Regions from separate parts of the Homo sapiens genome. Here region 1 is linked to region 2. A link is an interaction called in ENCODE POLR2A ChIA-PET data of the cell type or tissue named here. Cell type or tissue: Caco-2. All regions are shown on one strand. Links, peaks and the distances in the headings refer to the core of each region. The heading gives the core; the rest is flanking DNA. Region 1 overlaps HAND2-AS1 (HAND2 antisense RNA 1). Region 2 overlaps SAP30-DT (SAP30 divergent transcript).

The links. Peaks named below come from ENCODE experiments on the same cell type or tissue, not always from the same donor. Only the 100,000 strongest peaks of a DNase experiment are listed, where the experiment ranks them.
Region 1: POLR2A ChIA-PET joins it to region 2 with 6 read pairs; 5 of 35 experiments call an interaction of 5 or more read pairs at or near these places.

Annotation. Positions count from the first base shown.
Region 1 is chr4:173,542,979-173,555,812 of GRCh38, reverse strand. All of the region lies in intron 2 of HAND2-AS1 (HAND2 antisense RNA 1), which reads right to left. Among named protein-coding and RNA genes, the nearest start is that of HAND2-AS1, 19 kb to the right of the region's middle. In Caco-2, for the core only: no CTCF peak of the experiment used is centred there; no DNase peak of the experiment used is centred there.
Region 2 is chr4:173,341,327-173,354,160 of GRCh38, reverse strand. SAP30-DT (SAP30 divergent transcript) reads left to right here. Exons shown (of 4, transcript NR_183973.1): 3 at 2,675-2,795; 4 at 3,334-4,930. Among named protein-coding and RNA genes, the nearest start is that of HMGB2, 13 kb to the right of the region's middle. In Caco-2, for the core only: no CTCF peak of the experiment used is centred there; a DNase peak (open chromatin) is centred at 7,830.

The DNA.
Region 1 (12,834 bases), core at 2,591-10,590, 200 kb before region 2:
ATATGTCGTTCGGTACCTGGCTTATTTCACCTAACATAATGTCCTCCAGTTTTATCCATGTTGTTGCAAATGACAGAATTTCATTCTGTATTCTTTTTTTTTTTCTTTTGGAGACAGGGTCTCGCTATATTGCCCAGGCTGGAGTGCAGTGGTGTGATCAGGGCTCACTGCAGCCTCGACTTCCCTGGACTGAAGCAATCCTCCCACCTAGGCCTCCCTGGTTGCTGGGACTACAGGTGCATGCTACCATGCCCAACTAATATTTTATTCTTTTTTATGACTGAATAATATTCTACTGTGTATATGTACCATATTTTCCTTACCCACTCATCTGTTGATGGACAGTTAGGTTGCTTCCATGTCTTGGCTACTGTGAATAGTGTTGTAATAAACATGAGAGTGCAGATATCTCTTCAATATACTGATTTCTTTTCTTTTGGATATATACCCAGCAGTGGGATTGATAGATTGTATGGTAGTTCTATTTTTAGTTTTTTGAGGAATCTCTACTGTTCTCCATAGTGCTGTACTAATTTACATTCCCACCAACAGTGTATGAAGGTTCCCCTTTCTCCACATTCTCATCAGCATTCATGATCACCTCTCTTTTGGATAAGAGTCATTTTACATGGGGTAAGATGAATTCTCACTGCAGTTTTGATTTTATAATTTTTGATATCATACTTAATTGCATTCAAATAAAATTATCTAGACATGGTAAATTTAATTCCACATATATAAGATAATACATGTATAAAGTTATTCATTATGACATTGTCTTTAAAAATAAAAGATTGGAAACTCAATGACGATCAATAGGGGGCTAGAGAAATAAGTTATGATATAGCCATTCAGTGGAATGCTACGCAAATGTTTAAAGAAAGAAGAATGCTTTCTACCTAATGCATTCCAAAGTAATTCAATACATTGTTGTCTGTAATAGAAAATATTAGAAACTATATGAAGGTCCATCAATAGGGGGGTAGATAAATAAAGTGTGGCACATCAATAGAATGATATACAACTATGAAAAATGAGGCTACTTTGCGTATACAGAAAGATTTACAAAACATATTGTTAAGTAGAAAAAGCAAGCTCAAGACCTTTTTTTTGAGACAGAGTTTTTCTCTGTCACCCAGACTGCAGTGCAATGGTGCAATCATGGCTCACTGCAGCCTCAACCTTCTGGTGCAAGTGATCCTCCTGCCTCAGCCTCCTGAGTTATCTGAGACTACAGGCACACACCAACCATGCTTGGCTAATTTTTTATTTTTTTATAAAGACAGGGTTTCCCTAAGCTGCCCAGGCTGGTCTCAAACTCCTGGGCTCAAGTAATTCTCCCGCATGGGCCTCCCAAAGTGCTAGGATTACAGGTGTGAGCCACCTCACCCTGCCAGGAACAAAATTGATAGGGTGTTAATTTTTGTATGAAAAAAAGGAAAGAGTTTAAGATATATTGGCATAAAGAAATTCTGAAAGAGTACACAAGAAACTAATAAAAATGGCTATACAAGGGCAGTAGAATTGGGTTCATGATGGATGCGGGGTGAGCAAAACTTTTCATAAAATACCATCTCATATTTCTGTTTTTACCCTTGCAAGTGCATTACCTATGCCAAAAAATTTAATAGACATTTCCATTATGCTACATTTGTTTAATGAATGAATTTTAAAAGAATCTCTAATATATCATTCTTCATCATTCTCTCACCAAGTTTCCTTTCTGTTCTCTGCCCCACCACCCCCTTCTGTATCAAATGCCTTTATACTCACTACCACCCAGGTGAGGGAAACAGCTGGGGTAGAACACTTTGGAAAGGATTGGTTTTGATCCCATTTGAAGCCTAACAAGACCTAATGCTAAATTTAAAAAAAATATAGTTTGGGGAATTTGTTTGCCTAAAAATGAAAGGTGGGATGTGTAGGCTGGGTAATATCTGAAGACTTCAATAATAAAGAATTGTATTGTACCTGCTTCATGCTAACTTTTAATGGTCTCATTATCAATGAGTTTAATAATAATGTTTTCATTCTTGAATGAAGGCAATGATTCTCACTTACTCTCGGAAGAACTTATGAACTTTTTATTTCATTAGCCAAAACAGATTTTAATAAGGGAAGATAACTGAATAGCCATACTGAACTTTCTTTTTTAATATCACATCAACTTCTTAAATATTGAAGTCATTAATCTGTATTTGGAAACCTGTAATCATCTAAGGTCTTGTACAACCTTCCATTTATTAGAAATAAATTCACACAAAAAAGCGACAATGTTTAAATTTGGTGCTCAAAAGACCCTCTCAGCAAGAGGTAATAAAATGTCAGCCCCATTTAAATGAGACATTATTGACCCCCATTAGTAGGACACGTGCTTGACTTGACTTTTTCTAAGGGTGGTGATGGATTTGCTCTTGTCCATCCACACACTCCTGCCCCGTCCTCTCATGACTTGGGGCAGACATGTGCTGGACAGCTGGCTGGACCAGGTCTGTGGCCTCTGAACAAAGCAAACCTTGCTGGCCCACACAAAGACTGAAACTGTGACCTTGTTCTCATTAGCTCAATGCCCTAATCACCTGAGCTAAACAGCTACAAAAAATATATAGATTGAACTTTGTGTGGATATATGTCTGTGTGTGGGCATCAAAGCCAGGAATAAAATGATATATAACAACAAGCATGAAGCTGGCACTTGGGCATTAAAGGAGGTCCTCCTATAAGTTATGTGTCTTGTATGCCATGCCCCAGTGGCATCTTCCAAGCTGAGAGCCAAAATATAATCACCTTAAAAGAATTTTATTTCAGTTCTGAAACATAATATAATATGATTCTAACTCCAGAAAGAAATTGATCCTTGAAATTAGCAGTTAGTCACTGTGTACAAGGACATCCTAGGAAGCAATAGGTTCCATATCTTATATGATCTGGGTTCTCCTGAGCCTTGGACTGAACAAGGAAGTAGAGATTAAGACTAGAGCTAGAGGGGAAAACAGGAGGCAAAATTTTGTCACTAGAAGATACAGAAGCTGTTTATCCAGGCAAAGTTTCATGAAAGAAATACCTATGTTCCATCAGTTAAACTAGAACTGTAGGTGAGTATCCAGTGTGCTTGTGTGCCTCAGAACCTCTTGCTATAGAGATCTACTAACAGGAAGGGGACCTCCTCTCATGAAATTCATGATCATGGAGAAAGTCACTGAAGACCAGATTCCCAGGATTCTACTTCTCCCTGAATAGACAGCTATTCCAGTGCAACTAATAAGGGTCACCAAGACTGCAGGCCCAAAGCAAGACTCACCAAACGTGGAATATCTCAGATTAGATGAGAAATGTAAACACAAGTGCAATATGAAAAATTTCAATGTCATTGCTTTATTTCAGGAGATGAGATTAAGTTCAGCCCAGAAGCTCCTCCTCCTCACTCATTGGAATGGACCCTCTGTCAGGAATGACCTACAAGAGAATCTGGGTCACATCTCCAGGCACAACATTAACCATCAACCACTAGGAGATGGTAACTTAATGCATATCTTGGGTCACAAGAATCACATTCCATGTTAACTATCCAAAAATGCTACTTTCAAGCTCCTCCACTTTTGAAAGATATAATTCTCCTCAGCATGAAGTTCCAACTCCTTAACCTGACATTCAAGAGAAATCCAAGGCTAAGTTTTCTTTGTCTCTGCATATCCATGCCGAGCAGAGGGTTTCCCACATGAGAGAGCTTCCCACATAAAGAGTGCAATAAAGTATTAAATGAAGAAACAAGTGAATGGCTGAAGCTAATCCTAATTTATCTTTCCATGTGATCTCACTCTACTTCTCTTAATCTTTCCCTCCACTCATAATAGTCTTCTTTTTGTCCCATGAACATGGCTGGCTGTCTCCTTCCTCCAGACTTGTTTAGGATGTTCTCTCCAACTGAGAGGATTACCTTTTATCAAGTGCTTAAAACACTTTATATATATTATCTCAATTAATCCTAAAAAATTAACAAAATAGTCGCTATCATATCCTTTTTATAGAAGATGTCCATAAAAGCTAAGTAACTTCCCAAGATTACACAGCTAGAGAACAAGAGAACCAAGATTTGAACCCAGATCTGTCTGGCTCCAAAACTCTTCTCCCTTTCTGGGAATTATTCTTTCTTCATATCTCCAAATTCTGCATTTCCAAAATTGCTTTGTCTTTTATGGCTTAATGCAAGCTTCAAGGAGAGGAACTCTTCCTGTCCATTCTATCCCATAGTGATCTCTCATTCTTTTAACTTAGCATTGTAAACTCAATGTCTCAGATAACAATCATGGACTGCCTCAACACTCCATCTATTATTCCTTTTAACTTTTCACTGATCTATTCCTTCTCAGACTAACTAAATCAAAAGCTCATGAAGGGCAGATTCTACACATTGCACATCACTGTATCTCTTCGCAAGCATGGAAGAGACTTGTGCATGTGGTAGGCAGTCAACAAATATATGTTGACTGGTTAATGTTGACACCTCCATCTTTCCACCAAAATCTGTGTACCAATTCCTATGATTATAAGGATACACCCCTTGAAGCGTTTACCTCCTAAGGTTATCGTAATAAAGGACGAAAACTGGAAAGCTACAAAGATTAACTATGTTTTTAAAAATATTTTAAAGTTTTTCATTGTTAAACTTCTGGGGCATCTCTACTTCTGAGAAGTCTAACACACCAGCGTTAGTGAGATCATCTTGTTAAGATTTTCCTTGTTTCCTTCGAGTACCCTCATTTTCAAAGGTTAATTACCTGGTTGTAAACGTGCATTCCAGAATGAAATTTAACCTATGAGTTCTCCATCTTGAGGTGAATATTCTTAGTGGGTTTTTTTTTTTCAAAAGTAGAAAGCCATCTGTTTAACCAATTTAAATACATACTTATAGAAGAATAAAAAAATAGGAATACAGAGAGAGGTTCATGGATTTTAAGCACTTGTGAATATTTGTAAAACACATGACTTTGATGCTTGGAAAAAATATGAAGTGATACTTTCTGCTGTAAATCAGCACTGGCAAATAAAGAGGCACTAGAAGTTGTGATATCTTAAAGACAAAATTGTTTTGATCATCCAAAATGTTGATCATTTGTGGGCCATAGAAAAGGAAGATTTATTATTTTTGAATCATTCAATTTCTTAGGAAGATAAAAAAAATCATTTGAGAAAACATCAAACGGAATGTGGTTCTTATTAATATCACATAACCTTTCTCACAAAACTTTTCTCTTCTCCAGCCTAGCTCCCATTAGAACCAAACTAAACACGTTGACAGCTCCAAGTTAGGAAGGTGTTAGGCCAATAGTCTACCCTTTTGAGAAACTGAATCATTCATTCAATATCACTTTACTAGTTTTCTTCACGAACCAAATACATGGCAACAGACTCTATTCTGCAGGGTTTAATCACACACAAGTGGCAAAAACCACAGAACGCAGCGCCTAATCAGCCAGGCTTTCAACCATGGACTTACTCTATGCACATATGTCACTCCCATTATCATTAGTATCAATAAAACCCTGACATTTTACTCACTCAGGAGATGCTGGATCTCAATGTCTATGGTTTGATATGTTCTCATAAAAAGTATATCGCCTCATTACCAATAAGTTTATACGAATCGGTATGTTTTAAATTGAATATGCTCCTCCAGAGTAGAATAAATCATGGATTTTTTTCCTGAACAATTTTTGAATTATTTATTTTCTATTCTAAATACTCATGAAGCTAAAGTTAGCATTTCATATTTAGAATTTTTAAGACAACCAATGAATTCTAGGATTTCAAGTTTATTTTCAGTCTCAATAAACATTTATTAAATAATGTATGAATAAATTCAATCAACTGAACTTGGGAATGCAACCCATAATCATAAAGTGGTCTTCCCTAGAGGAGATCCCAGATGAAATTAAAAATAAAAGTTTCAAAAATTAACCTCACATATACCTCATATAGTTGACTCTACTTAACTCTGAGTTTGAATCCCGGGAAGAAATAGTCTTAAGATCTGAACAGAATTGCTTAGGCAGGGGTCAAAGATAATAGATGTGACTATATCTTTAGAAGAAATAGCTTAAACCAGATGTGGTGGCTCAAACCGTAATCTCAGCACTTTGGGAGGCAGAAACATGGATCACTTGAGCTCAGGAGCTTAAGACCAGCCTGGGCAACATGGTGAAACCCCGTCTCTGCAAAAAATACAAAAATTAGCCTGGCATGGTGGCTCACACCTGAGGCAGGAGGATCACTTGAGCCAGGGAGGCAAAGGTTCAAGTGAGCTGAGATTACACCACTGCCCCCGATCTGGGTGACAAAACGAGATCCTGTTTAAAAAGAAAAAAAAAAGGAACTTGAACAGTCCTTTCTAAAAAAGAGGAGAGCCATTGGGGCCATCTCCTAAATCCCCGGGCCATCCCCAAGTTGGTAAACCCAGAGTCATATTCCAGAGTCGTATGGCTGGCTGTACATCAAAACAAAACAAAACTGAGTTAATACCAACACTGCATTCTAAGATCATCCCATCACCCAACTCCCACCCCTACTGCCACTGCCACTGTGTATAGTCACATCTATTGTTACTGCCACAATCATATCCAGGTGCAAACCTGCTCATGTAGCCTACAACCTGAGACACTCACTGAGAACAGTGAAGGAGCCTGACATTGAGGGTGTGACCTTCCTACGCACTCCACTGGGGAGCAGAAGGAAGAAGACAATCAAGGCTGTGTGAGACCCAGGCTCCCTATTTTTATTATGGTGCTTAATCAAAATCATCATACCATGCAAACATTGGCATATATCATTTCACAACATCAAGTTTTTTATACAGTTAAACCATTAGCTTTTTGCCCACCAAGCTATAAGCTCAAAGAAGGCAGAGACATCTCCCTGGCTTCGCTAAAGTATTGCCTGCATAAAGCCTAATACCTTTCATATACTAGATGCTCAGTAAATATGTGATGAATGATAATAGATCAGAGAGCACACTAAGGAGCCAATCTGCATGGGTTTCATTCCTGCCTGTGTGACAGTGTGATCCTAGTTACTTCTTTGAGCTTCACTCAGTTCCTTGTCTACAAAACAGGGATAATAATTGTATCTTAGTGGCTAATCATGAAAAATAAATAAGTTAATATGAGAAACGAAGTTAGAACAGGAGCTGACACATAGTATGTGCCATTATTAATTATTATTATTATTATTATCATCATCATGACCTCTAATTACTGGTGTACAGTGGACCTTGATCAACTTCCAGAATATCATGCATTCCTACAGGTGTTCATCATCCTATGCAAGCATTTATCTGTATAATAAATCATCCTCCTTTTGTGAATGAAAAGACAAGAGTGCGCTACTTAATAAAATGAATTATTTCAAGGCCTGATGTTTTGCAATGTTTGAAAAGATCCTCCTGAGTAAGAAGCTTCTCACCACACTTGCCCTTTAGTATTTTTTTTAAAAAGTTGTATCTAAATTACTACCCCAGGTCCATTGCTATTAAACATAAAAAACAACTTCCACACACATACATACTTTGCACAAAATCCCGTCGGTGCGATTTTGACAGGTACGAGGAGACTCCCGATACTGCTAATTGTTCACTGGGCTTAACCTCAGATGATGATTCAGCTAAATGCTATATTGAATTTCATCACTTCCATTTCCCCTATTCCTGCAGTGACTCTCTGAGGGGTTTACGGTTTTCTAGAGTGGCCTGCCGGCTTGGGTGCGTGCACTCAGGTCACTGTGGAGGACTGTGTGAGTGGAACAGGAATGGGAACATCTTAAAACGAAACAGCTGCGTCAGAAGTGGTCAAGGCTCGGGCGCAATGTGATAGCTGCTATTAAACACCACTTTGAGCTCCTCGTGGCTTTGATGATTTCTTTCTTCCTCTCAAAAGTTTATCATTCTTTTCCTGACTTTAAGTCAACCTCATAAAATCAGCCCAATTTTTGTTTTGGTTCATATTAAAGTTTTGGTTGTATTGTCCATTCGTTTCAGAATTTTTGTTGTTTTTGTTTTTTGCTTTTTCTTTGTCTCTTTGGTCTGAGGAAACTATAAAGTGAGGTGAACCAGTCATGACAAATTCTTGTAAACAGACATGGAACTAGGAATTCTTGTTCCCTAGAGTTCACCTGTCTCACAGCCCTTGTCCTCCAAGGCACTTCCTGTTGGTAAGCATCTGGAAGTGTCCATTTGTGGTGTGGATTTTGTTTTGTGTTGTTTTGTTTTTTCAGGATCTGTAGTACCAATCTCCCTTCCTGCTACCTCTTAGTCCACTGCAAGCTAGTGGAGTGAAAATGGTTCTTTTCAACATCTGCCAATGGCGTCCTTGAATGAAATTTATTATTCACTATCATAAGAAAATAAGAACTTAATTGCATTGTTGAAATTTAAAATTTCATTTTTCATTCTGACAGTTAACTATTAAATGCACTTCAAGCTCCTAGAAGCAGTTCTAGGGCCTTCCAACCTTACTGTTAGGAAAATCATTTAAATAAAATGTTTCTTGGATTAATATACTTAATTCCACCTCTGTATTTAGCAAAATCTTTTCTTGGGGCAACAATTATTAAGTCACCACTTAAAGACTATTTAATGATGTTGAAATGAAGTCTACACTTAGTCAGCCAACTCACTGGGACTTTTTCAAACTCCCAACCACCACCTGGGATTCATCTCAATTCTCTGATTCTGTGTTTCAAATCAAAGATACTATTTGCTGTCAGCAAGTCCCCTGATTTATTTAATCCTTCCCCAAAATATATCCTGAAATTCTCACAATTTAACCCCTATTTGTCATGACAGCAGCTCCTCTACAATGACTAACACACTCTTCAGCATTATCAGGTGTTTGCAGAGGGCTCGGTGACTGCACTGGTGGCCTGGGAGATCAAGAGCAACCCTCTGTAATAGTGTTGTTACTTTATCTTCTCAACAAATCACCAGTAAATTTTAAAAATAACATTTATAATCTCCATTACTTCTCTCCGAAAATAAGAACACCCAAGCATATGGCAAGCATAGCATAATGTGTGGAAGCTCAAGAGTCTTTATAGTTCTCATTTTAAGAGCGTCAATTGCTAATTTAATCAACAATATGCATGCTTACTAGTTTTTAGACTAAACAGTACAATATAGGAAAATATGGGTTCAAATAGAATAAGGAAAAAAGAAAATAAAGTAAGGCAGGAAGAAGAAACAAGAAAGATGAGAACTCTGATTTTTAAAATAAATTGTGGCAATGGAATCTAATGTAACCAAGTTTCATCTTCTAGTGTGTAAATTAGTCAGCTAATAGATTTTTAAATCATATGTAAAACAGAAGTCCTATGATAGAGAGGTGGCATTTTTTCTTCTCCAAAATAGTAGGAAGAATGTCCTACAATCCATAATAAGAATCAAGGGGAAAAATCAGAATAATTTGAGTAGTTCGCTGAAAATCAGCCTCAGAGTTTACAACTCCTAAATTCTCAATTGTCCTTCCCCTATTTTCAGATCAGTTATGGAAAACAGGGAACTGAACTTCCTGAAGATCAGTAGGCATTTTTATTAAGCTTTTTATTTTGAGAAAATTGTAGATCCTCATGCAGTTGTAAGAAATAATAGAGATCCCATGCACGCTTTACCCAGTCTCTCCCAATAGTAACATCTTACAAAAACACAGTACAATATCACAACAAGGATACTGACATTGATACAGAAAATTTCCATTATCATAAGCATCCATTTTGTTGCCTTTTTATGGCCACACTCACCTCTCTTCCACCCCACTGCTCCTTAACCCCTGATAAGCACTTTTCTTTTCTCCATTTCTATAATTTTGTCATTTCAAGAATTCTATATAAATGGAGCCATACAGTGTGTTACCTTTTGGGTTTGGATTTTTTCACCCAGCATAATTCCCTGGAGATCCATTCAGGCTGTTGCACTTATCAACAATGTGTTCCTTTTTATTGCCAAGTAGTATTCCATGTGCCACGATTAACCATACATGCTTAACTGTTAACAGAATGGTTAAGTTTGTCTTTCCATTGAAGGATATTTGAGATGTTTCCAGTTTTTCACTGTTATTAAAGCTGCTGTAAGCATTCATGCACATATTTCTGTGTGAACTTAAGTCTTCATTTATCTGAGATAAATGCTGACGAGTACAATAACTGAGTTATATAGTAGTTGCAAGTTTAGCTTTTAAAGAAACTGCCAAACTGTCTTCCAGAGGCTGTACTATTTTACATTCCCATTAGCAGTATAGGAGTGATCCTGTTTCTCCACATACTTGCCAACATTTCTTGTTGTCATGGTTGATTTTTAGCCAAAGACAGAGATCCAATTTGGAACAAAAAGTAACAGAAAGACTTTCAAATTTAATGCATTGTTTTATTTTAACATTACCTGGAATTTTTTAATACCAGATCCCTTTGGTTTAAACTCTACAATTTAAATGCTGTGTACTTTAGACAAATTATTTAACATCTCTGAACCTCAATTTCTTTACATGCAAAACCTGTCCCTGCAAGTATAGAACTATATTAAAGGGATAATATGTGTAAAGAACATAGGATACAATAGATGTTTCGTAAATGCAAATCCCCTTCCTGCACATTATCTATTGATTATTATTTATTCTATTAATAATATATATGTTTTCTCTTAATGCATTCCCAGCACCACTTGTTTGGTTTTAATAAGAACAACAAGAAATGTTGGCAAGTATGTGGAGAAAAAGGATCACTCCTATACTGCTAATGGGAATGTAAAATAGTACAGCCTCTGGAAGACAGTTTGGCAGTTTCTTTAAAAGCTAAACTTGCAACTACTATATAACTGTCTGTCTCTACTCCATTCAGATGAATATGAATATCATTTAAAAATTGTGTTAACATGATAGAAAAGAATCAGGATGATATTGCTTTCAAAAACAAATTCAAACCCAGGTCTACCGCTGTGTGAACTTACGCAATTATCTTCCATCTGCAGTCAGCAACACTGGTGGTTTCATCTCTTCCATCTTTACAATGGACAGAATCAGACCTTCTCTACCTGCCCTATAAAGATGCTGAGTTCAAATGACAGAAATATGTGAACATTGATTTGCAAACACTGAAGAGCTATACCACTATGTGATCAATAGAGTAAAGCTAGTTATAGAAAATGAAGTCCACTGAACCTAAGGTCTCCTTCATTCTGTCACAGAATGTCAAGGTCAAGAAATGGCAGGAACCACAGTGATTTCAGAGTCTAGGACAGTGGTGCCCCAAGGAATGGGGTGTCAGAAGATTATAACAGAAATCATATTTGTTTTCATACAAACAATCAGAAATGAGTTCACTAATAGGGTAACCATTGGCATCAACACCCTTGCTTCTTCTTATGTTACTCAGCTGCCTTGAGCACACAAGGTAACCTCAGGGAAGGGGGAGCTCTTGACCACAGAGGGGTTAACAGTGGCCCTCTTAGAAGCACACATGGCCTGAAATGTGTTACAATTTGTCTGGCTCAGTTAGATTGAAATATATTATATAATCCAGTTTTAACTAAACTAATCTTCACCAAATGAACAAGGGGTTTAAAAATATTCCTGCAAAGAACCTTTCATTAAATATGATTCCAAGAAGGCAGACATAAACCATTGACAGGAAAATGGCAGAACTGACACTGCTCCTCCTCTTCTCAGCCACAAAACAAGACGGAAACACTGATGATATGAATCCAAAGGTAAATCAACCAGAGGATTTTTAAACCACCAAGGCTATTTGAAGTATGGATTTATACCCACTGTTGATGATGCTGAATCTTACCTTAAAACATTTAAACCTTTTGTCTAATTCTTCATTTTAATCTTACCCCTTTTTAGGTTATTTTTTGCACAGGTTTATCATGTACATATCAGTAAAGATGTACAGATGTATGATTTGCAAATAAATATACTTAAAATATTTTACTGCTGGGGTACATAATAAACACAGCAGGCAAATCATGGACCTAAGATATTCTATTTCTTTAAGGTGTTATTTTCCCCACTCTAGACGTTTGTGTCAGGCACCGATAGACTACACCACGAATGATGAAGATGGCATAAAACTAGATTTCCACTGACAGAACAGTGGGTTGTCATCACTAGAACCATCTTCTCATATCTTTTGGGAGCTCTAAAGACAGCCAGAAGCCATTACCTTCACCCTGTCAACCCTGAGGGCTGGGAGCCAATGCAGCCTCCTCATACCAATCTCCAAAAATTCTGTGGACTGTTACCGTTCCCACGCTTAGTGGCTCTCAAGAAGGTAACTGTGGCATGCCACTCTAACAGAGCTATGCCAAAGAGAACAGCTGATATTGAGTAAGTACTTACCCTATGCCAGCCCCTCATGTGAGTCGTCTCACTAAATGTTCACCACAACAACAGGACAGAGTCTATAATTATTATCCACCTTTTACAGCTGTGGTAACTAAAGCTGAGAATGGTTACTTTCCCAAGATCACACAGCTGATAACTTTTGTAGTCAAGTTCAGACTGTGCCTCTAACTCCAAGGACCTGCTCTTAATCACTATGGTATGCGGCCTTACATGCATAGTAATAACTTTATGGCATATCATTATAAAGATTTCTTTACAACAAAATTAATTTTTAAAATTTGTCACATTCTAAATGTAATCCTGCTTCCTCTTGGGATCAAAATGTTTACCAGAACACATAACTGATTTTGTAATACACATGAAAAGTAAATTACAGTGGTACTTATGGGAATTATTTTTATACACAGATTTTGAAAAATATAGCATACCAATTCTTGAAACAAGTGCT
Region 2 (12,834 bases), core at 2,871-10,870:
AGAAGCTCATTAAATAATATGAAGCAATTGAGAAATAAGACCAAAGACATCACATATAGAGAATAAACATCCCCTCTATTACTGATGAAATAAATAATAGAGAATTGACTTATTCAGCAGGCAAGTGAACTTCCTAATACTAAACCCCAGGATTAGAGAAATTAATCTTTCAACCAAAGGCCATACTCACACTGAACTTTGAAAAATAACGCATGGATGAAGGGAACAGAATGTGTGATTCCTGAAGGCAGCTTGCTCCTAAGAGAAAAGGGAAAAAAAAATGGCTGGACTATATATATCCAATTTATTTTCCCGAACTCGTTACTTGATCATTCACTCCAACTCCCTTGTGAGCTGTTACAAAAATTGCTGCTATAAACACTCCAGTATGTTTACTGAATTATATTTATATACATAAACATTTCTGTGAGTATAGACCTAGGAGTAGAATTGCTGGGACACAAATATGTCTATGACCAGCTTCAGTAGGTGCAAATGATTTTCCAAAGTGGTTGTAACAATTTAGACTTTCACCAGCAGTGTATGACAGTTAGACGCTCGATCCTTGCCAAAACTTTTATATTAGTTTTTAAAGTTTTATCCATCCTAGTGGTGTGAAAAGGTATCTCATTATAGCTTTAATTTATATTTCTTTGATTATTGTTATTAAACACATTTTTATGTTTATTGGCCATTTGTATATCCTTTTTGTAAAATGCCTGCGCAAGTCTTTTTGACCATTTTATACAAACGATGTCTTTTTCTTACTGATTTGTAGGAAGTCCTCATGTTTTCTGGGTATGAGATCTTTATTGGATAGATGTATTGCAAATATCTTCACCCACCCTGGGGTTGGCCTCTGCACATCCATAATCATGTCCTTTGATGAACAGAAGGTCTTAGTTTTAATAAAGTCTAATTCGTCAACATTTTTCCTTTTGCTTAGTGCTTTCTGTGTCCTGTTTAAGAAAATTTTATCTCCTGGAAAGATACTGAAGATATTCTCCTCTGTTATCCTCTAGAAACTTCAGTGTTTGTCTTTTACATTTAGGACTAGCATCTACCTAGAACTGTTATTTGTATATGTTGTGAAGTAGCCATTCAATTCAAATTTTTCTGTGTGGATTTCCAATTAACCTAGCACCATTTATTTAAAAATATCATCCTTTCCCAACTATACTGTACTAAGACTTTTGTCATAAATCCGGTGACTTTCTATGTGTGTCTTTTCTGTTCCCTTGGTCTGTATGCCTGTTGTCTCACCAATATCACACAGCTTAACTGTTGCCATTTTATGATAATCTTGATATCCAACATTTGATGTCTGGTCTTCCAACTTAGTTGCTCTTCAAGATTATTGGCTTTTCTTGGCCCAGTGCATTTATACACAAATTTTAGAATCAGCCACATTCCTTAAAAACCTGCTGAAAATTATGTTAGGATTGCATCCAATCTACCCAGCAATTTGGAGTTTTTAAACAATGTTTTTTATTTTACTTTATATTTTACATATGCCATTATTTTACATATTACATTTTTTTTCTTTCTGATTTTTATACTTTGGGGGGAAAGAAGGGCTTTATTACACTGGAGGGAACCATCAATACATCAATACAAGTTTGAATAGGAATGTGATGGTGAATCTCCTTGTCCTAATCCCAATCTCAGGAGAAAACTTACTTCCACATTTCACTTTAAATACAATGTTTGCTGTAGGGCTTTTGCATATATCTTTTATCAAATTATTGATGGTCCCTTTTACTACTTTGCTAAAAGTTTTAAAAATTATAAATAGGGGTTTAACTTTATCAAATGTTTCTGCATCTTGGGATGATTGGATGATTTTTTTTTTCATTCCATTAATACAGAAAATAACGTTGATATTTATTTTTTATTTTATTTTATTTTATTATTTTTTTGAGATGGAGTCTCCCTCTGTCACCCAGGCTGGAGTGCAGTGGCATGATTTAAGCTCACTGCAAACTCTGCCTCCCTGGTTAAAGCAATTCTCCTGCCTCAGTTTCCCAAGTAGCTGGGACTACAGGCACATCCCACCATGCCAGGCTAATTTTTTTATTTTTACTAGAGACGTGGTTTCACCATGTTGGCCAGGCTGGTTTCAAACTTCTGATCTCAAATGATCCACCTATCTCGGCCTCTCAAAGTGCTGGGATTACAGGTGTGAGCCACCATGCCTGGCCTTTTTATTAATTTTTGAATGTTAATCTTGCATTTCTGGAAGAATGCCAAATGGGCCATAATATCATCGTTTTTGAAACTTGCTGGATTTAATTTATCAATAATTTGTTCAAGATTGTTGTATGTATATTCGTAACAGAGACCTGCCTGTAATTTACTTTTCTTGTAAAGTATTTGTCAAGTATTGTTGCCAACACAGTTGTTAGATTTAGCAAATAACAATATGGGAAACCCAGTTAAATTTGAATTTAAAGATAAATAATGAATAATTTTTACTATATCTTGTGAAATATTTTATACTAACAATTATTCATTATTTATCTGAAGTTCGAATTTAACTGGGCAACTCTAGTTACCAAGGTTTTGCTTACTTCATAAAACAAGTTCAAATATTTCCTCTTTTGTATTTCCTATTTTGTATTGAAGAGTTTGTGAACTTTCCAAATATGTGATAGAATTTATTTTTTTTTTTCAGACAAAATCTTGCTCTGTCTCCCAGGCTGGAGAGCAGTGGCACCATCTTGGCTCACTGCAACCTCCACCTCTTGGTTCCAGCAATCCTTCTACCCCAGCCTCCAGAGTAGGCGGGATTACAGGTATACACCAGCACGCCTGGCTAATTTTTGTATTTTTATTAACAGTAGAGATGGGGTTTTGCCATGTTGGCCAGGCTGGTCTCGAGCTCCTGACCTCAAGTGATCCACCCGCCTTGGCCTCCCAAAGTGCTGGGATTTACAGATGTGAGCCAACATGCTCAGCTCATTTGATAGAACTTGTAAGTGAAGCAAAACATGCTGAGAATTTTATTTGTGGGAAGGCTACATACAAACTCAATTTGCTAATAGACAGAGGAACATTCAGGTTTTCTATTTCTTTATCTGTCAGTTTCATTAAGATGTTGATATGGTTTGGATCTGTGTCCCTCCCCAATTCCCATGTTGAATTGTAATCCCCATTGTTGGAGGTGGGGCCTGGTGGGAGGTGACTGGATCATAAGGGCAGTTTCTTATGAATGGTTTAGCACCGTCCCCTGGCTGTTCTCATGACAGTGACTTCTCACAAGATCTGGTTGTTTAAAAGTGTGTAACGCTTCCCCTTTCCCTCTCTCTCTCGCTTCTGTTCCTGCCACATAAGACAACTGCTCCGGCTTTTCCTTCCACTATGATTGGAAGCTTCCTGAGGCCTCCCCAGAAGTAGAAGCCACTACGCTTCCTGTACAGCCTGCAGAACCATGAGCCAACTAAACCTCTTCTCTTTATAAATATCCCAGTCTTAGGTATTTCTTTATAGCAATGCAAGAACGAACTAATACAGAATGTGTTTTCAAGAAATTTGTCTGTTTCATCTGAATTTTCAATTGGATTGACTATGATATTTCTCTTTTTTTGTTTGTTCATTTTTGATGAGGGGATCTTACTATGTTGCTCAGGCTGGTTAAAAACTCCTAGACTCAACCAATCCTCCCATTTCAGCTTCCCAATAGGTGGTAGGATTTCTAGTTATCTTGATTTGTTGAGTCTTTTATGAAATATTCTTTTTGTTTTTAGTAGTATTATCGAAACAAATTTGACTTTGTCTGCTATTAGAGAAGTCATATCAGCTGTCTCTGGTTAGTGTTTTTATGATAAACTTTTTTCCATCCTTTTTCTTTCACCTCTGTGCCATTTTTATGGCATATCTCTTTAAACAGCATATGATTGGGTTTTTGATTTTGTAACCAGTCTGACAATCTTGGTCTTGGTATACTTACTCAATATATTCGAAGTTAAAACTACCACATTACATTTATTTTATATTTGTTCTATTTGTCCTATTTCATTTTCTTCTTTCCCACTTTAACAAATTATTTTTATCTTTCAATGCCCCCCTCCAGTAGCTTGTTATTATAGTTTTTAAAATTAAACTTTTACTCTTAATTGCATATTGTCATACAGTTGTAAGAAGCATTACAGAGAGACACTGTGTCTTTACCCCATTTTCTCCAATGACAATATTTTGCAAAACTGTAGTACAGTATCATAACCAGGAATTGACATTGATACAGTCAAGATACAGAACATTTCCATCACCACAAGGATCCCTCAAATTGCCCTTTTATTGCCTCACCCACTCCCTCCCGTCCCCACTGCCTTCTGAACACCTGGCAACCACTAAGCTGTTCTTTATTTCTATAATTTTGTCATTTCAAGACAAAATATACAAAAAGGCATGGGCTTATATAGTATGTAACCTTTGGAATTTTTTTTCTTTTTTGAGACGGAGTCTCGCTCTGTCGCCAGGCTCGAGTGCAGTGGTGCGATCTCAGGTCACTGCAGTCTCCACCTCCCGTGTTGAAGCAATTATCCTGCCTCAGCCTCCAGAGTAGCTGGGACTACAGATGTGCACCACCACACCCAGCTAATTTTTGTATTTTTAGTAGAGATGGGGTCTCACCATGTTGGCCAGGATGGTCTTGATCTCCTGACCTCATGATTTGCCCGCCTCAGCCTCCCAAAGTGTTGGGTTACAGGCATAAGCCACTGTGCCTGGCCTGGAATTTTTTTTTCCCCCACTCAATGTAACTCCCTGAAGATTCATCCAGGCTGTTGCATGTATCAGTAATTTGTTCCTTTTTATTGCTGAGTAGTATGGTATGGATTTAGAACAGTTTGTTTAGCCATTCACCCAGTGAAGGACATCTGGGTTGTTTCTAGTTTGGGGATATTATGAATAAAGCTGCTATAAACATTAATGTATAGGTTTTTGTGAAAATGTAAGTCTGTATTTTTCTTTCTTTTTTTCTCCCTACTTACCTTTGGAGAAAGTCCTTCATTTTTCTGAGGTAAATTTCCAAGAGTACAATTGCTGGGCTGTGGGGCAGTTTCATGTTTAGGTTTTTAAGAAATTGCAAACTATTTTCCACAGTGGCTGTATCATTCTACATTCCCAGCAGCAATGCATGAGTGATCCAGCTTCTCTGCATCCTTGCCAGTATTTGGTGTTGTCACTATTTTTATTTTATCCAATCTGATAGGTGTATGGTGATATGGCATTGTGTTTTAATTTGCATTTTCCTAATTGCTAATGATGTTGAATATCTCATTTGCTTATGTGCCATCTGTAAACCATCTATGGTAAGTTTTTGTTCATGTCTTTTTTTTATTTTCTAATTGGACTTTTATTGAGTTTTGAGAGTTCTTTATATATTACAGATATTAGTTCCTTGTCAGATATGTGGTTTGCAAGTATTTTCTTCTAGTCTGTAATTTGCCTTTTACTACTCCTAATGCTTTTCACAGAGGAAAATGTATTAGTTTAGATAAAGTTCAGTTTTTCCTTACATAGATCATGCTATTGCCGTATGTTAAGTCTAAGAACTCTTTCTTTATGCTTGTATCCCAAAGATTTTCTCCTATGTTTTGTCTAAAAGTCTTGTAGTTTTACATTTTACATTTAAGACTATTATCTATTTTGAGTTAATTTTTGTGTAAGGTGTGAGACTTAGGTTTAGTTTATACACTTCTTTATTACAATAACTGTCTTTTATCAGTTGTAGATAAATCTTGGCTATTATATCTTCAAATATACCTTTCCCCTATTTTCTCTCTTTACTTTCTATGACTGGAGTTACATGAATGTAAGAAATCACACTGTTGCATTTATTTCTGATGGTCTTTTTTGTAGTTTGCACTTTCCCATTTCTCTGTGCTTCTGTTTTCTACTTATCTACCTTCCTTTTCTTATACCAGCAGCTCTGTTTACCTTTTTAAAAAATAATGCTCACTCTTCCTTTTATTCATACTGTCTTTCTAGGATTATTTTCCTTCTTCCTGAAGTACATAATTTAGTAGTCCCTTTAGGGCTAGTATGTTGATAGTCTCTCAATTTTCCTTAAAATTTTTATTTGCCCACATAGCTTTTCTGAGACAAGGTCTTGCTCTATTGCTCAGGCTGGAGTGCAGTGGGATGAGATCGTAGCTCACTGCAGCCTCAATCTCCTGGGCTCAAATGACCCTTCTGCCTCAGTGTCATGAGTAGATGAGACTACAGGTGCCTTCCATCATGCCCAGCTGACATTTGTATTTTTTGTAGAGATGAGTGCCCCATTATGTTTCCCAGGCTGGTCTTGAACCCCTGGCCTCAAGCAGTCCTCCCACCTCAGCCTCCCAGATTGCTGGGATTACAGACCTGAGCCACCACACCTGGCCTGCTCATAGTCTTGCAGTTCAAGAATGGCAGTTATTTTCTCTCAGCACTTTATATTATAGGTATTTTTCCACTGTTTTCCAGCTTCCACTGTTGCTGCTGAGAAGTCTGCCATCAGTATAACTGTTTTCCTTTGTAGGTGAGCTTTCTTTTCTCTCTTGCTTCTTTTAAAATTATTTTTTGGGCTGGGCATTGTGGCTCTTTTAAAATTATTTTTTGGGCTGGGCATGGTGGCTCACACCTGCAATCCCAGCACTTTGGGAGGCCTAAGCGGGCAGATCACCTGAGGTCAGGAGTTTGAGACCAGCCTGGCCAACATGGTGAAACCCCATCTCTACTAAAAATACAAAAATTAGTTGGGTGTGGTGGTGCACACCTGTAACCCCAGCTACTCTGGAGGCTGAGGCACAAGAAATCACTTGAGCTCAGGAGGGAGAGGTTGCAGTGAGCCAAGATGGTGCCACTGCATTACCGTCTGGGCGACAGAGCAAGACTTTTTCTCAAGAAAAAAAACATATATATATATATATATATATATATATATATACATACACACATATATATTTGACATCTGCAAGTTCACCTTGAAGTTATTGTGGATTTCTTTTTATTAAGCTACTTGGGTTACTTTATGCTTCCTAAATTTGAATTCATATCATTCACTGTGAAAAAAATGCATCAAAAATACTAAAATAGTGCCACTTTGTGCTTTTCTCTATTTCCTTTTTCTAGGACTAATTAAACATATTGCAATATTGATAAACATTATTCTATTTCCAATGTTTCTGTTTTATTTTTAAAATATTGTTCATCTCATTCTTCTGTGATTCAGTCTAATTTCTTCAGCAAAATATGTTAATTTTATTTTTAGCTTTATCTCATCTGTGTAGCTCATTCATTAAAATTTCAACAACTATGTTTTTTTCTTTCTCAAAGATCCATTTGGTTGTTTTCAGAACTTTTTTGTCATTCCTGATAGATACCTGTTGCTTCCTCATCTTTCTAATTTCATCCTTTTTCTTATTAAAAATGTTTGTATTCTGAATCTAACAATTGTAAATATCTGAATTCCTTGGGTGTTCAATGGTGGCTTGCTTCTTCACGTGCCTGGTCATCTCTAATTTTGTACTTATATTTATTCCATCAATCTGTGATATTTCTAAAGTAAGATGCTTTCCCTCAGTAAGGATTTCCATCTGTTTCTGCCAAGAGACAAAGTATGCTACCATTTTAGTTTCTTTAAGGAGTCCCAGCTTAATGTAGTATCCAGTTTGGTTTCCTTTCCTTTTTGTGGGCCTATAGGTAAAGATTACAATTCAAACTTCTGCTTTGGGCATTTGTTTTCATGGCTAATTTGCTTCCCAGGTTTACTTACCACTCAAATTACCATGCCTGAGTCTAGCTGATGATTGGTATCCCTACCAATCCTCATCCTCCGCCCCCACCCTCTGACTTATTTTGGTGTCAAGGAAAATTCCTTAGATATTTTTCCCATTTTCTGTCATCCTAGGAATGCAGTAAAAATCTATTTAGAACTAATTTTGAGGGGATCATAAAAATATCTGAGTATCTAGGTCACCAAAGTGATGAAAGCTGCAATCATACATCACTCTGTTACATGGAAAGACAGAAAAAAAGAAAAAAGGCCAGCTTGGAATCTGAAGACTGCTTTCAAATAAAATCACTGCCTTTCATTAATTCGTTCATTCATTCTGATTCAAACTTACAGGGATTTATGTACCAAATGCTTTATTAAGGGAGAAGAAAAGGAGCATGTCTCTACCCTCTGGAGGTCTAGGCAAGGTTACAGATACTAAACTAATAGGCTAACAAATATATATATAATTACAGATAGTGATGAATGTTATAACCGGTGATAAAAGAGGAAGTTGGATAGTAACTTTATATTTAAGCTTAAACCTGAAGTGAAAGAGCCAGCCACGATGAGAGAGAAGATAAGAGCATTAAACACAGAAGCAATAGTATGTGCCAAAGTCTTGAGGCAAAAAATATTTTGGTGTTTGACAAACTAAAAAATAGTTCTATATAGCTATAGTATAGGGAGTGAGAGTGAAAGTGGTAGGGGATGCAGTCAAAGAGATAGGAAGAGGGCAGGCTATGCAGGGCATTGTATGCAATGATAATGTATTACATTTTATGTGGAATTGGAGGCCATTGAAAGATTTTATGCTGGAAAGTGGATTAACCTGTTTCATGTTTTGAGATCACTCTGGCTATTCTGTGGAGGATCCAATGTTAAAGTCAAAAGTCCCTGGAATCAGGTAGACCAGTTCAGAGTCTATTGTGGCTTGAGCTTGTGTGATGATAGTAGAGATGGAGATAAGTGGATGGTTTCAAAATATATTCTGGTGAGAGAACAGGAGATGTGTTTTTTTGAGTAAGCAAAGTGGCTCTGCAGAAGATCACATACATAACTGGACAAGCGACTTTAACTTGTATCTGAAAGACTATCATCTCACTACAGCTTTCTTGGTGATAGAGCCCTCTTGAGCTTCTTTAGATATGTGTCAAAATGTCAAACTGAATATTGATGGAGCCAGCACAGGTAGAGAGCTGTAGGAAAAAACCGTGATCTTTCTTTAGTTAGAGGGGAATCCAAAATAGTTAAAATGTGAATGGCCAAATACTTACTGCTTATCTCAGTTTTCTGATGAGTTACTATAATGAAATAATCTAGTCCAGAAATAAATGACTTGTCTTGGGCTTGCTACGCAAAAGAAGAAAAAAATGCTATTAAAAAAGTTATTAGCCAATGGCTGCATATAATAGAATATCTATCTAACAGTATTATTATGAGTTTATTTTTCTGACATATAAGAAGACTGAGAGAAGATGGTTACTGGTAATGGTTCAGTAGTTCAATAATGTCCGGGTTGATGTCTACAATTTTCTTGCCTTTCTCTTATGCTACTGAGAATAGCTTTCTCATGATTGGTTTGAACCCGCAATAATTTATCATTACCTTTTTTATAATCAAGATATTTTTTAAAGTAAGAAGAAAGGAGAAAATGGGTTTTGGGTAATTAACAGAGTTCTGAACAACAACCTAGATTTAAGAATTTTAGACAAAGGTATAGAACAAGACCATGCTACTTTATAGTTTTCAAACATAAAGGTTTTTAGAAGTTAACAGTAATGAGTTATTGATATGAATTATAAGTTTAAAAACACCTATTAACCTAGAAAATATTTAATGAATATTTAATAATCATTACATTGAAAAATTCATCCAATAAATATTTGAGCCTATGCATATGCATAGCACTGTACTAGGCCTTAGGAGAGATGTAAAAACATGATATGCACCTCCTGCCTTCAAGAAACTCCTAAACAATAATTTTTGGTATTACATTTTATATTTTATAACACTCTCTCATAGGCGTTCTTTCTTTTGAAATTTATAACTCCATGCATTAGGCAGATAAAATTTTTACCTGATGAAGAAGTTGAGACAGACCCTGCTCTTGTCTCTCTGGCCATTACCACTTCAACATTGATTTCTTGACCTGAGGGCTTTCTCCAAAGCTGTGGAAGGCAGCTCTGTCCCTATGTGATCAGGGCAATTTGGAAATGCCTGGGAATTAACAAACTCCCACTCTAGCAGCCTTCACCAAGTGACTGGAAAGATTTGTTATATAGATACCCCAGCTCACTTGGCCTTCAGATGGGATAACTTTGAGGCCTGTGTTTTCCCAGAGTTTTCTCATGGGATTATGCTCCAGTCATTATAAGTGGTATCTGGCTTGATACCGCACCCTTTATTGACTGTTTTCCCTTCTTTGTCTCGCTTCCCCACCTCCTACTGGTGTTTCCTGCATCTCTTAGATAAACTATTTGCAACAAAATCCTTGTCTCAGGTTTCTATTGAGCATTTCCACTAGGTTATTTCCCCTAATACCTGCCCTGAAAGTGCCTGGCTTAATGAGGGGGGCACACGATTCAAATCAAGCCAGTTGGAATCCTTCACAGGGAAATTTTGTCCAGTCTGAAATACTGAGAAAGGAACTCTCTTCCTTCATCCTTGTTTCATTTTGGTTTTGCATCATTCTATTTCGAGTAGTGTCCGGCACAACGTAGAAACTTAATCTTTCTGGAATATTTAATGAATCCAATTCCTACAATTTCTTTCCTGCCAACTTGCATTCATCATCAGCCATTAATTTTAAAATGTATGAAATAATGTTGCTATAGCATATCATAGTGTCACTGCATACTGTAGTAGTTAAGTGCATGGACTCAGGAGCTAGACTGCTTGAGATATAAACTCTGCCACTTGCCAGTTGTTTGACTGTGCTGGTTATATTTCTGTTGTCTGTCAGTTCCATTCTCATTCTTTTACTCTCTCTATATTACAGAGTACTGGAATTCTAAATATCATTTCCCAGATTCACTTGCCAATTTCTTTCCGGTTCAGTTCTGTTAATGGGAGATTCAAGGCCAAGAGGATGGAAGGCATTTTTGCTTTTCTTCTGGCTCCGGCCTCTGCAATGCTGTGCTCTACTACCCTGACTCCAGGAGTGGCCCGAATAGGGTGAAGGATGCATAATCCTCAATTATGCGTAAGTGCATTTTTTCAGTCTAATTAGAATTCCAGGCTTTAAAATTAGATGTATATTTTGAAAAGTATATCTGAAAATTTCATAGTTTGTGAATATATTTTTAAATACAGTCAAAATACTAAGCACAGTAACAACACGATTTAGAGGACAAAGTTGTAAATATGCCACCTTTATATTTATAAGAGTATTTACACAAGAATTTGCAGTTTTAAGTCGTTATCAATCATTGAGTTGATATAAGGTCAATATAGTATTAATATATCACCTACACAAAAGCAGATAAAAAGTTATTTTCAGCAGGGCATGATGGCTCACACTCGTAATCCTAGCACTTTGGGAGGCCAAGGCAGGTGAATCACTTGAGGTCAGCCTGGCCAACATGGTGAAACCCCACTTTACCAAAAATACAAAAATCAGCCGGGCATTGTGGCGCATGCCTGTAATCCCAGCTGCTTGGGAGGCTGAGGAAGGAGAATCACTTGAACCTGGGAGGCGGAGGCTGCAGTGAGCTGAGATTGTGCCACTGCACTCCAGCCTGGGCAACAAAGTGAGAGTCAGTCTCAAAAATTTACAAAAGGATGATTTCCTAATATGAAAGTGACAGATATTCATCTGAATATGGGCCAAATGAACATTTCTATTACAATTCAAGAACTACAGGCTGGGCGCGGTGGCTCACACCTGTAATCCCAGCACTTTGGGAGACTGAGGCAAGTGGATCATGAGGTCAAGAGATCGAGACCATCCTGGCCAACATGGTGAAACCCCGTCTGTACTAAAAATACAAAAATTAGCAGGGCGCAGTGGCACGTGCCTGAAGTCCCAGCTACTTGGGAGGCTGAGGCAGGAGAATTGCTTGAACCTGGGAGACAGAGGTTACAGTGAGCCAAGATTGCGCCACTGCACATCCTGGGTGACAGAATGAGACTCTGTCTCAAAGAAAAAAAAAAAAAGAACTGCAGAGACTCTTATGGTGTCAATTTAAATCTACTTATTCTTCCTACCTTTTTTGCCATCGTTGTCATAGATTCTACTTGTCCAGTTTATAAAAATCCACAAGACATTATTATTGCTGTTTTAAGAAGGTAATACTCTTTTAAAATTTACATAATTACCCTTGATTATGCTTTTTTCCTCCTTCTAAGGATTTGAGATTATTTTCCTTAAGTAGGATTCCTGGCAGGGAATTCTCTCAACTTCTGTTTGTCAAGAAACATCTTTATTTTGCTGTAATTCTTGAAAGCTTTTTCCCTGGATATGGAACTTGAGGTTAGCAATTTTTTTTTTTTCCTTCAGCGATCTAAAGATGTCATTCAATAGGATTCTGGTTTCCCTAGTTCTGTTGAAGAATCAGCATTTAGACTTAACTGTTGCTGTTTTGAATTTATTTTTCCTTTTTCCTCTGGTTCCTTTTAAGATTTTCTGTTGTTAGTTTTCAATACTTTTTATTATGCTGTGGTCCAGATGATATCTTCTATTAGAGATGGTTTGACCTTTGCAATATTCTACCTATTGCTAACAGGGAGAAAGTTAAAGGATTGATTATCTCAATCCAATTAGAGATTGAGCTGTGTCCAGGCTAGGCTGCAAAGTTTTAGTAAGACCCTTCCATCTGTGGCTTATTTCTTTTGCTCATACATTAAGACATTATCACACAGTCTTTTGATTAAGGGATTGACAGTCTCTGTCTCCTTAGCCCTGAAAGACTATGAAAAATTCATTTCTGCTCTTTGGAGGGTTTGAACTTGTGTCTCTACATTCCTGCCTAAACAGTTTCAAAAAATGTCAAATGTCTTCAGGAAAAGACAATGATGAGTTTGTGGCAGACCCCTCCCTCCAGCTAGACTTTTGTCCACTAAACACTGTGAAA